Linked DNA regions of Homo sapiens: region 1 is linked to region 2. The links are chromatin loops, found by intact Hi-C in ENCODE. Cell type or tissue: Caco-2. All regions are shown on one strand.

Evidence for each region. Hi-C counts contacts between places; a loop is a spot of excess contacts. Peaks named below come from ENCODE experiments on the same cell type or tissue, not always from the same donor. Only the 100,000 strongest peaks of a DNase experiment are listed, where the experiment ranks them.
Region 1: a loop joins it to region 2, with 3 times the contacts of the local background. A loop is called at or near these places in 2 of 110 quality-filtered maps.

The regions. Positions count from the first base shown.
Region 1 is chr10:86,199,883-86,207,882 of GRCh38, reverse strand. GRID1 (glutamate ionotropic receptor delta type subunit 1) reads left to right here. Exons shown (of 16, transcript NM_017551.3): 3 at 1,235-1,519. Among named protein-coding and RNA genes, the nearest start is that of MIR346, 61 kb to the left of the region's middle. RefSeq lists enhancers at 896-1,419, 1,420-1,944. In Caco-2, no CTCF peak of the experiment used is centred here; a DNase peak (open chromatin) is centred at 4,192.
Region 2 is chr10:86,302,235-86,310,234 of GRCh38, reverse strand. The region is part of intron 2 of GRID1 (glutamate ionotropic receptor delta type subunit 1); the gene reads left to right. Among named protein-coding and RNA genes, the nearest start is that of MIR346, 41 kb to the right of the region's middle. In Caco-2, no CTCF peak of the experiment used is centred here; a DNase peak (open chromatin) is centred at 3,394.

The DNA of each region.
Region 1 (8,000 bases), 100 kb after region 2:
CGAGACGGGCGGATCACGAGGTCAGGAGATCGAGACCATCCTGGCTAACACGGTGAAACTCCGTCTCTACTAAAAATACAAAAATTAGCCGGGCATGGTGGCGCGTGCCTGTAGTCCCAGCTACAGGGGAGGCTGAGGCAGGAGAATGGCGTGAACCCGGGAGGCGGAGCTTGCAGTGAGTCGAGATCGCGCCACTGCACTCCAGCCTGGGCGACAGAGCGAAACTCCGTCTCAAAAAAAAAAAAAAAAAAAAAGAAACTGCATCTGCTTCTCCACATCCTTGCCATCGCATAAACCATTAGTAAGAGATGTTTGCTTCAAAACTGGTGCAGTGGGTTGCAGCGTTGGGAGGTGCATCTTTCTATTAATTGGTTGATGTCCCAAAAAAGTGTACGCACGTGGCTACAAGGGGCGCCTCTTGCAGTTACAGGAGAACTTGTAAAGATGAGCCCCTGAGCGTGTCAGCCCTAGAAGCGGCTGCTGGAGCGTCCGCTGTGTTCCTCCTCCACACCCGTGGTAACTGCCTGAGTGGCGGGAACGTCTTTCTTTGTTATTGTCAAGTGGCTTTTGAATAATCCTTCTGGAACAACTGCTTCATCTGGGGTTTGGCCCAGTATTTTTGTGATATGGATCACTTGGATTTGGCCAGAAGACCTAGGGTTTCTTTTCTTTTTTATTTTTTTCCTACATCTTGGGTCCTCTTGGGTAAGTACCTCTCTGACTTTCAGAAGCCATTTAGTCCCTTCAGTCCCAATCAGTTCAGTTCAGTCAACAGTTGTAGAACACACAGTATATTCTCTGCCTGTGGCTAGGCATGAGGATGCACAGATCAACACAATGACGTTTTGGCTCTTAAAGGGCTTATAGTCCTAGGTGGGAAACAGGATGGCTAATTTTACAGCTCAGTGGGGGTGAATCAGGCAGATTTGGGATGGATCTGTGCTCTACCATCCTTCCCTGACTAGCCTAGGGCAAATGGTTTTGCCCGTTTTGACTTCTATTTTCTCATGTTAAATGGGTACAAGAATGTATAGCTGGCATTTTCACCAAGGATGTCAGTGAGGCTGTGCTTATGAGAGCCACTGGCCTGCCCAGGATGGTTCTTGGTCCTGGAGGGAGGCAGCCTCTCTTGGGAGTCCTGGGCATGAGCTGCCAGGCATGGGGCCTGCAGGTTGAAGCTGGTGCAGCATCGCCCTGATGCTGACCCCTTCCTCTCTCTCTTCTCTCTTTCTAGCCTGTGACCTCATGACCCAGGGGATTTTGGCCTTGGTCACGTCCACTGGCTGTGCATCTGCCAATGCCCTGCAGTCCCTCACGGATGCCATGCACATCCCACACCTCTTTGTCCAGCGCAACCCGGGAGGGTCGCCACGCACCGCATGCCACCTGAACCCCAGCCCCGATGGTGAGGCCTACACACTGGCTTCGAGACCACCCGTCCGCCTCAATGATGTCATGCTCAGGCTGGTGACGGAGCTGCGCTGGCAGAAGTTCGTCATGTTCTACGACAGCGAGTATGGTGAGTTGTCCGGCAGGCGAGCTGGGGCTGCTTGGGGACAGGGATGGCCAGATGCTGGGAGACCTGAGAGTGGGTGGGGCCCTGGACCGGTCAGGGGTGGTCTGTGCTGAGTGGGCCTCCAGGTGATAGGGTCAAACCTCGAGCTTCATGAGTCAGGAAGAGCTGCAACAACAGCTCCATAGATAGGTATAAAGTTGCCTAGCAACAACACCTTATCATGACGGCTGAAGTTTGAATCATCTTAGAGGTTTCAATAAAATATTAATAAACTGCTGGCAGGGATCCAAAGGGCTGTATGCTGGCACAGATGGAGGCTGGAAAGCATGGTTCCTCCTGGAGGTCTCCTCTCCAAAGAGTGCCCTTCACACTGGACGATTGCCTGGCCTTCCTGGCTCCTTGCCTCCATCCATCGCAATCTGCCTTCAGTTTCAGGGTTCCAGGCTGGGGCAAAGGTCAGGGGACGGAATGCCCTGAGTGTCATGGAGCCAGGCTGGGGTTGGGGGTTGGGAACACTGGGTAGGGCTGGGCATGGCTTCTTTGAAGACCTCTCATATGAAAAAAAATCATAATTTGCTTGTTAGGAAACCACAAAAATGGGCTTTGGAGAAATGGCTTCAGGTTTTCTTATGACTGCTCTGTAAAAACAGACTAGTCTTAATCCTGAGATAGAATGGTTTCCATGTTTAGTGTTTAAACAATTTTTTTGAAAATTATGTGATAATTTAGATTTACATGCAATTATAAGGAGCAACCTAGGGAGATCCAGCGTGCCCTTCACCCAGGTTCCCCCACAGTAACATCCTGCATAGCTGTAGTACAATATTGCAACCAGGATTTGATACAGCCTGTAGGCCTTGTTCATATTTCAGTAGTGCACGTGTTCTTGCAGGTGTGGATTTACTGCTATGCATTTTAAAAATCACATGTGTAGATTCCTATGACCACCAGTCAGGATACAGAGCAGTTCCTTCACAAGGATCCCTGTGCTACCTCTTTATAGCCACAGCCACCTCCATAACATGTTAGAGGGTGTGGGAGACTGATGAGGGTTGGCAGCCCCACGGCTGGTGCCAGGATGGAATGGGTGGACCTTCAAAAGTCCCATTTTGTCTCTGGGTGATATAATTTCTTTGCCAAGAATGTAACTAAGAAAAGAAATCAGCATATGTTTGCATTTGCCTAAATACTCTTCTTCTCTAAGACTGGAATGTTGTCCTCAGCTCTTGAGCAAATATGCTGTTTGGAGTCTTCCAGGAAGAATTGAAAGAGCAAACAGTCACTGTGCTGAAATAAAGATGAGGTGGATGGGGACAAGGGCAGGACCTGAACTGGACTCAGTCCAGGACCTGGCCTCTCCCTCCCACCCTCCCACTCCTGCTCAGTCCCTGGCCCTTGGTGAGGAGTTGGAGATTTTGTAACAGCCCCGAGCTGCCTGCAGGGATCTCTTAGGGGCCAGGCCTTCCCCGAGAACCCTTGGGGCTGGTGGCTCAACCCCAAAGTCCAGCCTGCTCTGAGGCTGAACCCTGTGGAGAGGCATGGACACTGCCAGGGATGGGGGTGCTGTGGTCCAGTGTGCCCAGGCCCTTCCCATCTCACTTTCTCTGGGCACCATTGCTCTGTTTCCAATCTGGCCTGCAGACACAGTTTTCCCCTAGAGCCTGGGAGGCGACCTTGATGGGAGCCTCAGCCGCTGGGAGGGCAGGTGATCAGCTCTCTAGCCTGCCCACCCGCCTGGGCTCCTGTGACTCCTGCAGACTGAACAAGGCCTGGTGGCACTTGCCCAAGTCCTGTTTTCTTATTACCCTCCTTACCCTCACTCTTCTCAAGATGCAGGTCCTCAAAGAAAGGTGTCCCTGAGCCCCACCTGTCCTACAGAGCTGGCAGCTTGGTTACACGCTCTCGCAGACATGCTCGTCCTGCCCTCAGCCTGCTCTTGGCTTGTCCTGACTCTCATGAGGGCTAGTCCTCCATGAGTGCTGGACTGCCTGGTGATGCAGTGAAGTCCGGGAGAGTGGCTGTGTGCTTCCCACCACCATGGCCCTGCAGCCTGCATGGTGCCTGGCATAGAGTAGCCCCTCGACACATTCATGGATGGGGACATGGAGTTTTCAAGCCATTTTCACACAAAACAAAGGAGGAATGGGGAGAAGGACAAGGGTACTGGATGGTCTGACCTCTGACTATGAGGTAGCAGGGAAGGGGTGTAGGCTAGGAAACAGGTTGTATTCTACAGTCACACTCCCCCACCCCTCTTCTTTCCTCCACCCAGAATCTCCAATGTGATCAAAAGCTGTGTTCCTCTTTTCTGACATGGACACCTTTGCTACCTTTGGTGGGGTTGAAGTTAGTTTCCAACCAGACTGCTCCTTATCAGTAATTCCATAAAGTCGCCAAGTGACCAGTAGCTTTCATCTGGAGGACCACTGCAGCTGGTTGGTTGAGGCTGCTTGGGAGCTGTGCTGGGAAGGATTCTGAGGCCGTGTGTGGGCTCAGCAGCAGAAAACACCATGATCAGTCTGTGAGGCTTCCATGGTGCAAGAGAGGGATTGGCAGAGACCTGTCATGTTTGCTGGTTCAGACCTGGAGGGTGGAGGTGAGCGGAGAACCCCAGAGCTGGGGTTCTCAGTCAGAAGACAGCGTCAGAGTGGTGTGCTCATGGCGCTGTCCAGGGTGCTAGCCCTTCTGGCTCTCGGCTTGCTGGAGGCCAGAGAACTCTTTTATTGGATTCTGTGCAGGACCTCCTGCCTTTGCCTGCCCTGGTCATCGGCCTCCTGATATGACAAGCATTGAGGCTTGGTTTCTGCCTCTACACATTTTCTGTAAAATTTTAACCCGGTGCCCAGTGCTCGTCCTGGCTTTCCCCTCATGCCCAGCCCAGCTGCTGCCCATTTCCAACATGCTTGTGTCAAGTGAGCCAAGGCAGCTCAGCCTATCTGCTGTTTGATGCAGCACATCCAGCCCTCGGAGTGCAAGTGTGGCTGCTCCCTCGGCATGGCTGGCTGTGGCCTGTCCCAGTGTCACTCCTAGGTGGATACACATTGCTAATACAGCCAAGACAAACGGTGCCTCTGGAACACCTCAGGGCCCCTCCTCCCACTGACTCACTGTAGCACTAGCTGCAGATGAGCACAATTCAAAAGCAAATTAAGTGTAAAGACTATTCTGTTCTTTCCAAAGTCAAACAGAAGTGGTTTGGAAATATAGCAACTTTTTTTCAATGCTGATCTGCAAGTACCTTTATGTATTTTACTTCATTCTAGCCACCCAACATCCCTCTGAGGTCAGATTATTGCTACATTTTACAGATGAGGAAAATGAGGCTCAGAAAGGTTCTTCCTGACTTTAGTACCCATGCATTTAGCCAAGGCATCATCCTATTTCTGTAATTTGGACTTACTAGGCTCTAGCTTCCTGCTCCTGTCCCCAGCCAGTCAGAGTTGATGCCAAGAAAGAGGGAGGTAGTTTGGAAGGACATGGCATGCTCTAGGCTGATGCAGTCACTTTAGTGAGCATCATACATAGGCTCCCTCCTTTGTGGGGCAAGGCCTGATTCTTCCTCATTTGCCCATCAGCCTCCCTTTAAACCCTGGAATGTCCTGCCCCAGGTAGAGCCTGAGGACTGGGCATTTGAGCCAGGAGTTAGAAATCAGAGCAGGAAAAGCCATGGGCTCCAAGACAGAATTTGGCAGAAGGGTGAGAGAGGAGTTGGTATGTATATGGTTTACAAGATGTGCTATTTGGTAAAATTCCACTGAAAATACTTGTATGCTTGTTATGACAGTGAAAGGAAAAATAAAAGAGAAGACGACATTTGAGAGAGAAAATTTGCAACATTAAAATACCAAAAGTTTGGATCGAAAAGAATGGAGAACTTTCTGACTTGCCACTTCAAATGCTGGGATATTCATGTGTGTATGCATTGGCAGGGGCCGAGGTGGGAGGGGGGTGCTAGTAGCTGTATCCACAATTTCCCTCTAGTGAATAAATTTGGATGAAGGTTGTAATTATGATGAGCTCTTAGATATCATTGACTCCTTCATTCAAAAAATATTCACGGAATCCCTACCGCATGCCAGGTATTTTGCTAGGCACTCATTTTCAGTGAAGACACAGATGGGTGGAGTAACTTGGCTAATGTTGCATGGGCTGGCATTGGAAGTTAGGCCCCAGGGGCCCAGGGGCATCTCCAGGGCACGGCAGTCCTTTCTTGGTCTCTGGGCTAGCTCGCAGACCTGGGATGGGTTGGGAGCTGGGATTCCACAGAAACAAAACATCAGGGCTCTGTTTGAGTGGCCACTGTCTATTTGTGCTAGTTTAAAAATTATTTTTTAATTGAAAGCTACACATGGTTACGATGTATATGTTTAATTAAAAGATTAATAACCTGAAGACTCATGAACCCACAATCAGTTTGAAAAATATCAAGGAGCCCTTGTGTGCTTCACCTGACCATGTCTCCCCTACAGAGGGACTTAAACACTCTCCCGATTGTGTGCTAACAAGACCCTCGCTTTCCTTGATAGTTTTTTTTTCTTTTTATGTGTCTGAAGTTTTGCCAAGTTGTATCTAAGCATGGAAATTTTAAATTTATGCCTCATATATTTAAAACACTGTACATGTATTTCACTGTTTTAGAGGATCCCAAGCCAGTGTCTTTTTTTTTTTTTTAACTTTTATTTTAGGCTTAGTGGTACAAGTGCAAGTTTGTTACATAGGTAAACTCATGTCATGGGAGTTTGTTGTATACATTATTTCATCACCAAGACAGTAAGCCTAGTACCCATTCGTTGTTTTTCTTGATCCTCTCTCTCCTCCTACCCTCCACTCTCCACCCTCCCATAGGCCCCAGTGTGTGTTGTTGCCCTCTGTGTGTCCATGGGTTCTCATCATTTAGTTCCCACTTATAAGTGAGAACATGCTATATTTGGTTTTCTGTTCCTGTGTTAGTTGGCTCAGGATAGTGGCTTGCAGCTCCATTCCTTGATAGTTTTATCATACAAGTATGGGACCCATGGTTGGTTTGCGACTCATATATGTGGAATAACACTTCTGCATGCTTCTGAGATTGTTTTTTAATTTTCACTCAGCATTAGGTTTTTGAGATTGATCCGTTTGATGCAGGTGGATGTATTAATCATTTTTATTGCTGCACTGTGTGCCCTGATTTATTTATCTACTTTATTGTCTGTGGGCATTTGTGTTGTTTCCAGGATTTTGTTATTACCAAAAATACTGATAGGAACATTCTCATATTTGTCTTTTGGTGTTTGTGTGCAAGAGCTTTTCAGGGTCTATTCTGAGGAGCAGAATTGCTGGACTCTTGGGTCAGTGCACATTTCACTTTATTAGGTTAGACCAAACTGTTTTCCAAAGCATTCCTACCTATTCACACTACCATGTGCAATATATGAGATTTCCCCAAGTCCCCTAACCTCACCAACACTTGTCTTCTTGTTACTTTTAGGTTTCTAGTGTAAAATGTAATTTTATTTTGATTTTAATGTACATTTTCTTGATGATAGATGAGGTTGGGTATCTTTTCACATCTTTATGGGCTATTTTTATTTTCTTTTTTGTGAAACACCTGTTTGTAGTTGATTTTTTTGCCTGTTTTTAAAATCGAGCCTTTTCTTTTTAAGTGTGGCAATATCTTCTTTAAGTTAATTGTTTGTCTTAGTGAACAGAAATTCTTTATTGTATTGTTGTCAAATGTAGTCATCTTTTTTTATGGCTAGCTCTTTTGCTTGTCTTGTTTAAGAAGTCCTTTCCTACCTGAATGTCAGAAAGAAATTTTCCTGCTGAAACCTCCCTCTCTATATGGAGGGCAGATATTGTCCACCTGGCTAGGTGTCCACAGCTATGGCCTGGCCAGGCTGTGCCTGCCCTCCCCTGCCCCTCTGCGAGCCTAGCAAGCCTACCTCTCTCAGCATCTGTGGGCTGATATTCCTTCCACCCTGACACTGCTCCACTTTGCCATGCCTTTGGGCCAGTCTTTTCCTTGGTGGCAACTGAAGAAAGCTCATGCAAATTCAGTGCAGCCTATGGCAAGGTGGTTAGGAAGAGCTTCCTGGAGGAGGTGACATTTAAGCAGGTGCTTAAATAAGAGTAGTTTTTACTTTTTATTAGGCAAGCAAAGGGCACTGGGGGCTGGAGGTGACATTTAAACAGGTGCTTAAATAGGAGTAGTTTTTATTTTTTGTTAGGCAAGCAAAGGGCACTGAGGGCTGTAGGAAGAGTGTTCTAAGCAGAGGGAAGAACTTGCTTCCCTCTTTCCAGAGGAAAGGTCTGGGGGCAATGGAGAGGAGGAAAGATCATATGGCTGGAATATGGGAATTGGCTAGGGATAAGACTGGAGAGACAGTCGGAGGAGGCCTTAGATGCTCAGGATCCCCAGAAATCTCTGGGAGCCATATCTTGCTACCTCGGGTGGCACTCTTGGGTCCTGTTCTTTATACCCCATCCAGAGATTTGAAGACAGACA
Region 2 (8,000 bases):
CTATGGGCCTGGTTAGAAGAATCTGGGCTTGGGGATGGGGCCAGGAAGGTATGAGGGCTGCCTCAAAATTTCTCAGGGTCAGGTCAGAGCCAGCAGGAGAGCCAGGTGAGGGTGAGGGCACTGCCCTGGGCACAGGATTCTGGCTCAGCAAACAGCAGAAGTGATTCAAGCAGTGCAGGTGGTGGAGCTGAGGCTGCTGACCCTAGCAGGTGGCCTCAGGCCAGCCGGCTTGGACATAAAGGGGTGGTAGTGGGCTTGAAGCTGTGAGTTCTGGAAAGGTGGTGAGGGAGAGATGGAGAAGAGCCAGCTGTGTCCTGGCTGGAGGAAACACAGTTCAGAGGCTGAAATCATTGAGGCACTGGCATCCTCTCTTAGGATGTCTCTCCCAGCAGTGAGGCTTTGTAGGAGGAGGGACTTCAGTACAACCTTTGTGTGCTAATTGGACAAATATACTTCAGAAGGAAGGACATTGAAGGCTATTGATCCCATTCTACTTATTGGACGTTCCTTAGATGGTTCTTTGACGGCAGTGACCATGGAGGTCAGAGGCCACACTGCTAGCAATTCAAGTCCCCCATAAAGATCACTGGGAGAACAAAAGCTGCCATCTCTAGTTCAGAGTTCCTCCCACGCGGTGCTGCCAGGACAGGATGCTGCCAGGTAGAACAGAGAAGGCCATGTGGACTTCTCCGATTCTTTACTGTGTTGAAACAATGCCTGCGGGAGCCACAACAGCTGTGTACTGTGCCCAGGACACATGAGCATGCAGGCATGATCCCTTTTATGTATGACCGCTTTCTTGGCCCACCATTTAACTCCCTGCAAACTATGCCAGTACTTCTTCCAGGGTAGTTCTGACAAGACCCAACACTGCTCAGTTACTTTATCTACTATGGTTTTGTTAATTATTGTATCATTAGTATAAGGAGGGGGGCCCTTAATGGATGACCGAGGATGCTGTCTGTAGGCTCTTGTCTCATCTGGACCCCATTTTTCACTTTGTCAAACTCCAGCTGTGTCTTTGGGACTCACCTTACTCTGTTGTCTTAAGAAAATTAATGCTCTGAAGCTTCCTAGCCCCTTATCTCTATTGTGACTTTATAAACCCTAAGTACTAAGACAAGTTTTCCTAAATTCACTAGTTTACTCTATTGTCTTCCTACTGACATAGAGTATAGGCTATATCCAAACATAAATTACTAGATAAATATATTTTTAGAAACCATCTGCTATGGTTTGAGTGTCCTCTCCAAAACGCATGTTGAAATTTAATTTCCATTATGATGGTGTTAAGAAGTGAGACCATTAAAAGGCGAGTAGGTCGTGAGGGCTCTGCTCTCATGAATGGATTAATGTCATTGAGGGAGTGGGTTCATTATTGAGAGTGAGTTGTTACCGAAGTGAGGTAGGCCCTCTCGTGCTCTCTCGTGCTCTCCTGCCCTTGTGCCTTCCGCCTTCTGCTATGAGATGATGTGGCAAGAAAGCCCTCAGCAGATGTGGGCCCCTCAACCTTGGACTTCCCAGCCTCCAGAAGTGTAAGGAATAAATCTCTGTTTTTTTAATAAATTACCCAGTCTCGAGCATTCCGTTACAGCAACATGAGATGGATTAAGAGATCCTCTAACCAAGTGTATTTAACATACTTCCCATTGGACCTAATACATTTCCTTCTGCAGCATAGTAGATTTCTCTTTTGAACAATACCACCCCATGGGAGAGTCTGTGGCTTGTGAACAGTGACCCACAGTCACTCTGAGGCTGGGTGTTTGGTGTTTGTATTTCACCAGTTCCTTTGGGCATAGACTTCCTTGCCTCTCCAATCTGTCAGGATGTACAGAAGCAATGACCTGTTTCAACCAAATATCCACAGATTCTGGAAGTGGCTCTGGGGCTGGGACCAGGGGCTAGGGCCTCATCCCAATGTCTGGTGGGCCCTAGTTCAGGTCTGGAGGTAGACGGACCCAGCTGGCCACTCAGAGGTGGGCTCAGTTTGCACATCCATGAGGATAAAGAGGAACTGCTTCTGGAGGTGGGGCAGGCTGGAAAGTGAGTGTCTAGGGTGGCACAGTCAAGATGGGCAGGATGGCAGGGAGTGAGAGCAGAATTCTGGACTGCAGAATTCACACTGAGGTGGAAGCCAGGAGTGGGGATGAAGAATGGTGGTCCTTGGGGGAGGGGATGTAGGGGGCTGTTGTTCAATGGGTATAAACCTACAGTTGTATGAGATGAGTAAGTTCCGGGGATCCCCTGCACAGCATGGTGCCTGTAGTTAAAAACAGGAGATTGTATATGTAGAAATTTGTTCAGAGCGTAGATCTCATGTTTAGTGCACAAACATATGCACAAAAACATCAACAAAAACAAAGGAACAAAGGACATTTTGTTTTTACTTGATTTTCCTCCAGCTTTATTAGATATAATGGACAATAAAAATATTTAAGGTGTACAACATGGTGTTTTGATATGCATTGTAAAGTGATCACCAGAATCAGGCTAATGAACATATCATCACCTCATATAGTTAACATTTTTCTTTTTTGTGGTGAGGAAACTTAAGAAATTCTCTCTTAGTAAATTTGAAGTATACAGTACATTATTATTAACTATAATCTTCGTGCTGTGCATTAGATCTTTAGAACTTATTCATCTTGCAACTAAGTTTGTACCTTTTGGCCAAAATCTCCCCATTCCCCCCCACAGCAGCTCCTGGCAACCACCTTTCTATGCTCTGCTTTTTTGAGTTCTACTTCTTTAGATTTCCACATATAAGTGAGATTGTGCAGTATTTGTCTTTATATGTCTGGCTTATAACAAAGCATAACGTTCTCTAGGTTCACCCATGTTATTGCAAATGGCAGGATTTAATTCTTTTTTAAGGCTGAATTCCATTGTGTATGTATACCACATTTTCTTTATCCATTCGCTCATTGATGGCCACTTAGGCTGTTTGCATACCTTGGCTATTGTGGATTATGCTGCAATGGACATGGGAGTGCAATATTTCTTTGAGATACAGATTTCAATTCCTTTGGGTACATGTCCAGAAGTGAGATTGCTGAATTATACGGTAGTTCTATTTTTAGTTTTTTATAGAACTGCCAATACCCAATACTGTTTTCCATAATGGCTATTACCAACTTATATTCTTACCAACAGTGTGCAAAGCTTCCATTTTCTCCACATCTTCACCAATACTTGTCATCATCTGGGGACACAAGGTAATTTTTGGAGGTAATGGATATGTTTATTACTTGTACTGTGGTGAGGGCGACACAACTGTTTACACATGTCCAAACTAACCAAACTATAGATATTGATTATGTGCAGTGTTAGGTATACCAACTGTATCGCAACAAAGGTGGATCAGTACCTCGGACAGCGCCAGGAAGACACAGTTATCCTAAGCTCTGGTAAGGCAGAACTGTCTGGCTCTCTGGAACTTTTAGCTGTTAGGGTACCTTAGGACTCTTTAATGTCAACATGGTCCTCAGGGACTTTGGATCTCTGTTTCTGGAGGACACCTTTGTTTTCTAGCCTGGGTGCTGGACCTCCTTCTTCCCCCTCTCTCTTTTTCCCTTCCTCCTTTCTTCACTGCTCCGACTGCTGGCCTCTGGAAGCCAGATCATGGCAATCACAGGAGGGAGAGATTGGAGGGAACTGAGCCCAGTATAGGAGGCCTTCATCTTGAAGTCCCTTTGGTTTCTGAGCCCAGGTTACCACAGGTTTCTACTTGGAAATTTCTAGATAGTTTCCCCTGTCTGTCCCTGGGATTTGGAAGTCTCCTTGAATCAGATAAGGGAGTGCCAAATGTGACTAGGAGCTATTTTAAATCACTGGGAGGAAGCTATTGGGGAATGTTACCTGAACAAAGAGCTTTCTCCACTGGTTTTGGCTCAAGAGAGCCCTGTATAAGCCACCAGAGCCCATGAATACTCAGTCCTTGTGAGAGCCAGAGCTGTAGCAGGGGACCAACTGGGGCCTGGGGCTCCAGCATGAGGGGCTCCCAAGCTAGGTCCCTAAGCTCAGAGGAGGACTCTTTCTTTTAAGATCTGGAGAAGAGGCTAGTACCCACTTGTTTGCCCAAAGCCTTGACTAAAGGGTTTTGATGGAACGATCCCTGAAGGCTTTTCCTCCTCTCTGCATCCACAGGTCAGGTGGAGTCATCTTTTCCATGGCTGAGAGACAGCAGGAAAAAGTGTTTCTAAATGTAGTCAGGGTAGATGTTGGGGCACTGATCACCCCCAAGTTATGGTGGGCGGAATTGGGCTGGAACATAGGAATGTGCATTTGTAAATGTCTTGTATCAAGGTCTTCAGAAAGAGAAGGCTTGTGTCTTAACTCCTTAAGCCTCAAGTTCCTCAACTATAAAATGGAGACAATGTTATAGAATTTTTGTGAAGATTGTAGACAAAGTATAGAAAGTGCTCAATGGGAGGCTCAGCCCCTCCTTTCTCCCCAGAGGGCCAGAGGCATTGTGTGATCCTCCTCTCTGAAATCCCAGGGGAGCCATCTGTTCTGGCCCCAGGGGAAGACCTTATTGGAATCCCCAGTTCCTGTTGTTCCTGAGAGATAATGCTGCCACTCCTCCTATTATGGTGGTGGTGGGGGGCAAACCGAGAAATGTCTGCATGCAGAGGCCCTCACTCCTCCCCACTGGCTGCTGCCTCCACAGCCTTTGGGGCCTCAGATGTGATGTTAGACATTCTAGTGCTTCCCAGGCATGAGGGACCAAGGAGAAGGCAGTGAGGTCTGAGAATCACATGGTTATGCAGTAACAACTCTTTCTTTTGGGTTTTACACAATCCTAAAGCCAAGATCAATGCCCAGCCATGTCACTTCCCATCAGTTTAAGAGAAATAGAGATAGGCTTATGGGACACATCTCAGAGCAGGCACAGGCCCTGCCTCTCAGCACCTGTCGTGTGCTCCTGACCAATGATGGGAAGTTGAGGGAGGGCTTCCCCCAAGAGATGGAATTAGCTTACATGAGTGTAGGCTCTGGCAAAGTGCGAAATCTGCAGAGCAGGCTGGAGACCTGGGGAGAGTTGATGTTGCAGTCTTGAGTCTGAAGACAGTCTAGGGCAGAATTCTTTCTTCCTCAGGGGACATCAGTTTTTTTTTTTTTTTCCTTAAGCCCTTCAGCTGATAAGACCTACCCACACTATAGAAGGTAATCTGCTTTACTCAGAATCTACTGATTAAATGTTAATCACATCTGAAAAATACCTTCATAGCAACCTCTAGACTCATGTTTGACGAAATAACTGGCCCCCATAGCCTAGAAAAATTGGCCCATGAAATTAACCACCGCAGACAGGGACAACGCCACCCAGATGCTTTAAAGTACTGCTCTAACCCAGATGTAGACCAAGAGGCTCAGGGCTGAGAACACCCACACCTTGACCATGGAAAGCGTGTGGCTTTGAAGTTTGCCAGCCTGAGTTCTAACCCCTGCTTCTCTGACAAAGACAAGTTTCCTTGTCCCTCTTGAAGCCTTCATTTTTCCATCTGTAAAATGGAGATCGTAGCTCATATCTTACAGGAGTGTTGGAGATCGACAGAGATGATGGATATGGCAGGACTGAGCACAGTGCCAGGCCATGAGTCATACCTTACCAGTGTGTTAGCTTCCTCCCAGTTTCTCTTTCTGCCTTTGGGGGCCTCTGTCAGCAGCCCTGAAATCTGCCATGCCTTCTGTGCTCAGGATAGTGGACAGAGGCATAGTTCTGTGGGGCTTAGCAGGTGCCTACTGGGTCCTGCTCAGAGGTCCAGGAGCAGAAGTGTTCTTCTGTGGAACCCCAGCAGCAGAGCCAGGGGTGAGCAAGGGTCAGGATTCACAGGGAGCTGAGTGAGGCAGCTGAGGGTGGGACATGTGGAGCATGTGTCCAGGGGCAGGAAGAGGAGGAGTCCCCTCTGCCAGATGTCTTTCTCAACATAAGTATGTTGGGGCTCCTGCCTTCTCTTTGTCCTGGTGCATCTTAAACACACAGCTTCTGGGCTTCCCAGGAGACATCACACAGTGAGCCGAGGGGCAGAATGCATTTTGAAGCAGGCTATTGAGGAGGCAGGACAGGTAGGAGGTGCAGAGAAGTGCAATGGAGTGAGCTGGGGTAGGCCCTTGGGCCCCTCTTGATGCCTCCTCTGAGTGGGGTAAGAGCAGAGAGAGTCACTACCAGGGTTGGGGGCTTCACAGCCTGCAAGAGTCTCCAGCTGGAGGGGAGGAAATGATGGAGATAGGAAAAACCATGGCAACGAGAAGTAATGACCAATGACCTGAGACTAAAAAGGGAAAACTGGTGTGTCTTTAAAAGGTCAGAGGCAGTGAGGTCAATTAAGCCTGGAGATAACATGTGGAGGCAGATCTTAGAGGGTGTGCCCAGAAAAGCCCCAGGAGAGACAGGAACGGCTCAGGACGAGCCCTGCTGGCGTCTCCTGCTGACATCTGAGTGCCCAGAAGAGATTCAGGTGAGGCTTCTCAAATAGCTCCCTGTGCAACTGGGTGAGCTGCTGGTGGATTGGAGAGAGCCCAGGGCTGTCAGTGAAATCCTGTCCACAACCCTTAATAACTGTGTGATGTGGGGCAACGCGATGTCCATTAGGTGGCTCAGTTTCCTCATCTGTAAAAGGGAGCTAATGAGACCACCTCATGGAATGGCAGGAAGATCAATGAGGAAAATAAATATCTGCAGCTGTCATGCCTCTTAGATAGTGAGTGCTCGAGAGAGGCATGCTCTCCCCTTGCCTGCTTCTTCCCTGTGCCCCTCCTTCCTGCTGAGCACAGTCTCTGTCATGTGGGGAGAGAACCTGTGCTGACATCCTCCTGGGCAGTGCTCCACTCTTTGTTCAGAAAAACTCTAATGAAGTAAGAGGTTCTTTCCTTATATTTCTAATTTTTTTAAAAATATTTTTGTACATACAGAGAAGTATAGACTAGTGTAATGGACATAGCCATTTACATCTGGATTTAAACATTGTTAACATTTGTCATATATCTGCTTCATCTATTTTTTGTTGTTGAAATATTTCAAAGTAAATTACAGACATCATGGCATTTTACTTCTAAACACTTAAGTATGCATCCCTAAAAATTGGAGGACATTTTCCTACATTTCATGCCTAGCAGAATAATTCTAATTTCTTAATATAGTCTAACACAATCCATATTCAAATTTCCCTAATTGCCCCCAAAATATCTCTTATACCTGATTGGTTCCAGCTGGGATTCAATCCAGGACAACACATGTGATTCATTATTTCACATAAATCTCTTCCTATTTAGACGAGTGTTTGTCAGACTTCTGTGTGTGCACACAGATCACCTGGAGATCTTGCTAAAATGCAGATTCTGCTTCTAGGTCCAGGGAGGGCCTGAGATTCTGCATTTCTAACAAGCTCTCAATTGGCGCTGCTGCTGGTGGTTCAAGAAATACACCTTGAGTAACTAAGGTCTAGAACAACCCCCTTTCTTTCCTATGACATTGACTTGTATAGCATGGGCCAGTTGTCCTGTAGAATGTTTCAGCTACTGAATCTAGCCAATTGCTTCCTTAGGGTGACATTTAACCTGTTCCTCTGTCCCCTGTATTGCCTGCAAGCTGGAAGTTGGGTCTGGAGGTGAGTGTGATCCAGGGAAGGCATTTGTGGTAAGCATACAGGATTGGGGGTGCTGTGTGTTTCAAATATCATCATATCAAGAAGCACATCCACAAACCTTTCACTGCGATTCATGGTTGAGCATCCTTGGCCATGTGAGGTTGTAGGCAGAGGCTCTGTGGATGTGAGCATAGACCTTGTGGGGAGGTGGGGAGAGGATTCATTGGTTGCATCAAATTCCCAAGGAGGTGTTAGAAGTTTTCATTCACAAAAAGTACCCCAGAGTGCTTCTCAAACCTCCGAGGCTCATCAGTGCTGCCCCTGGTTCCCCTTTCTTTTCCTCTGCTGGGCGAGGACTACTGCCTCTTGCTGCAGATGTGTCTCCCAAGAAGGCATGGTGGCCCCTGT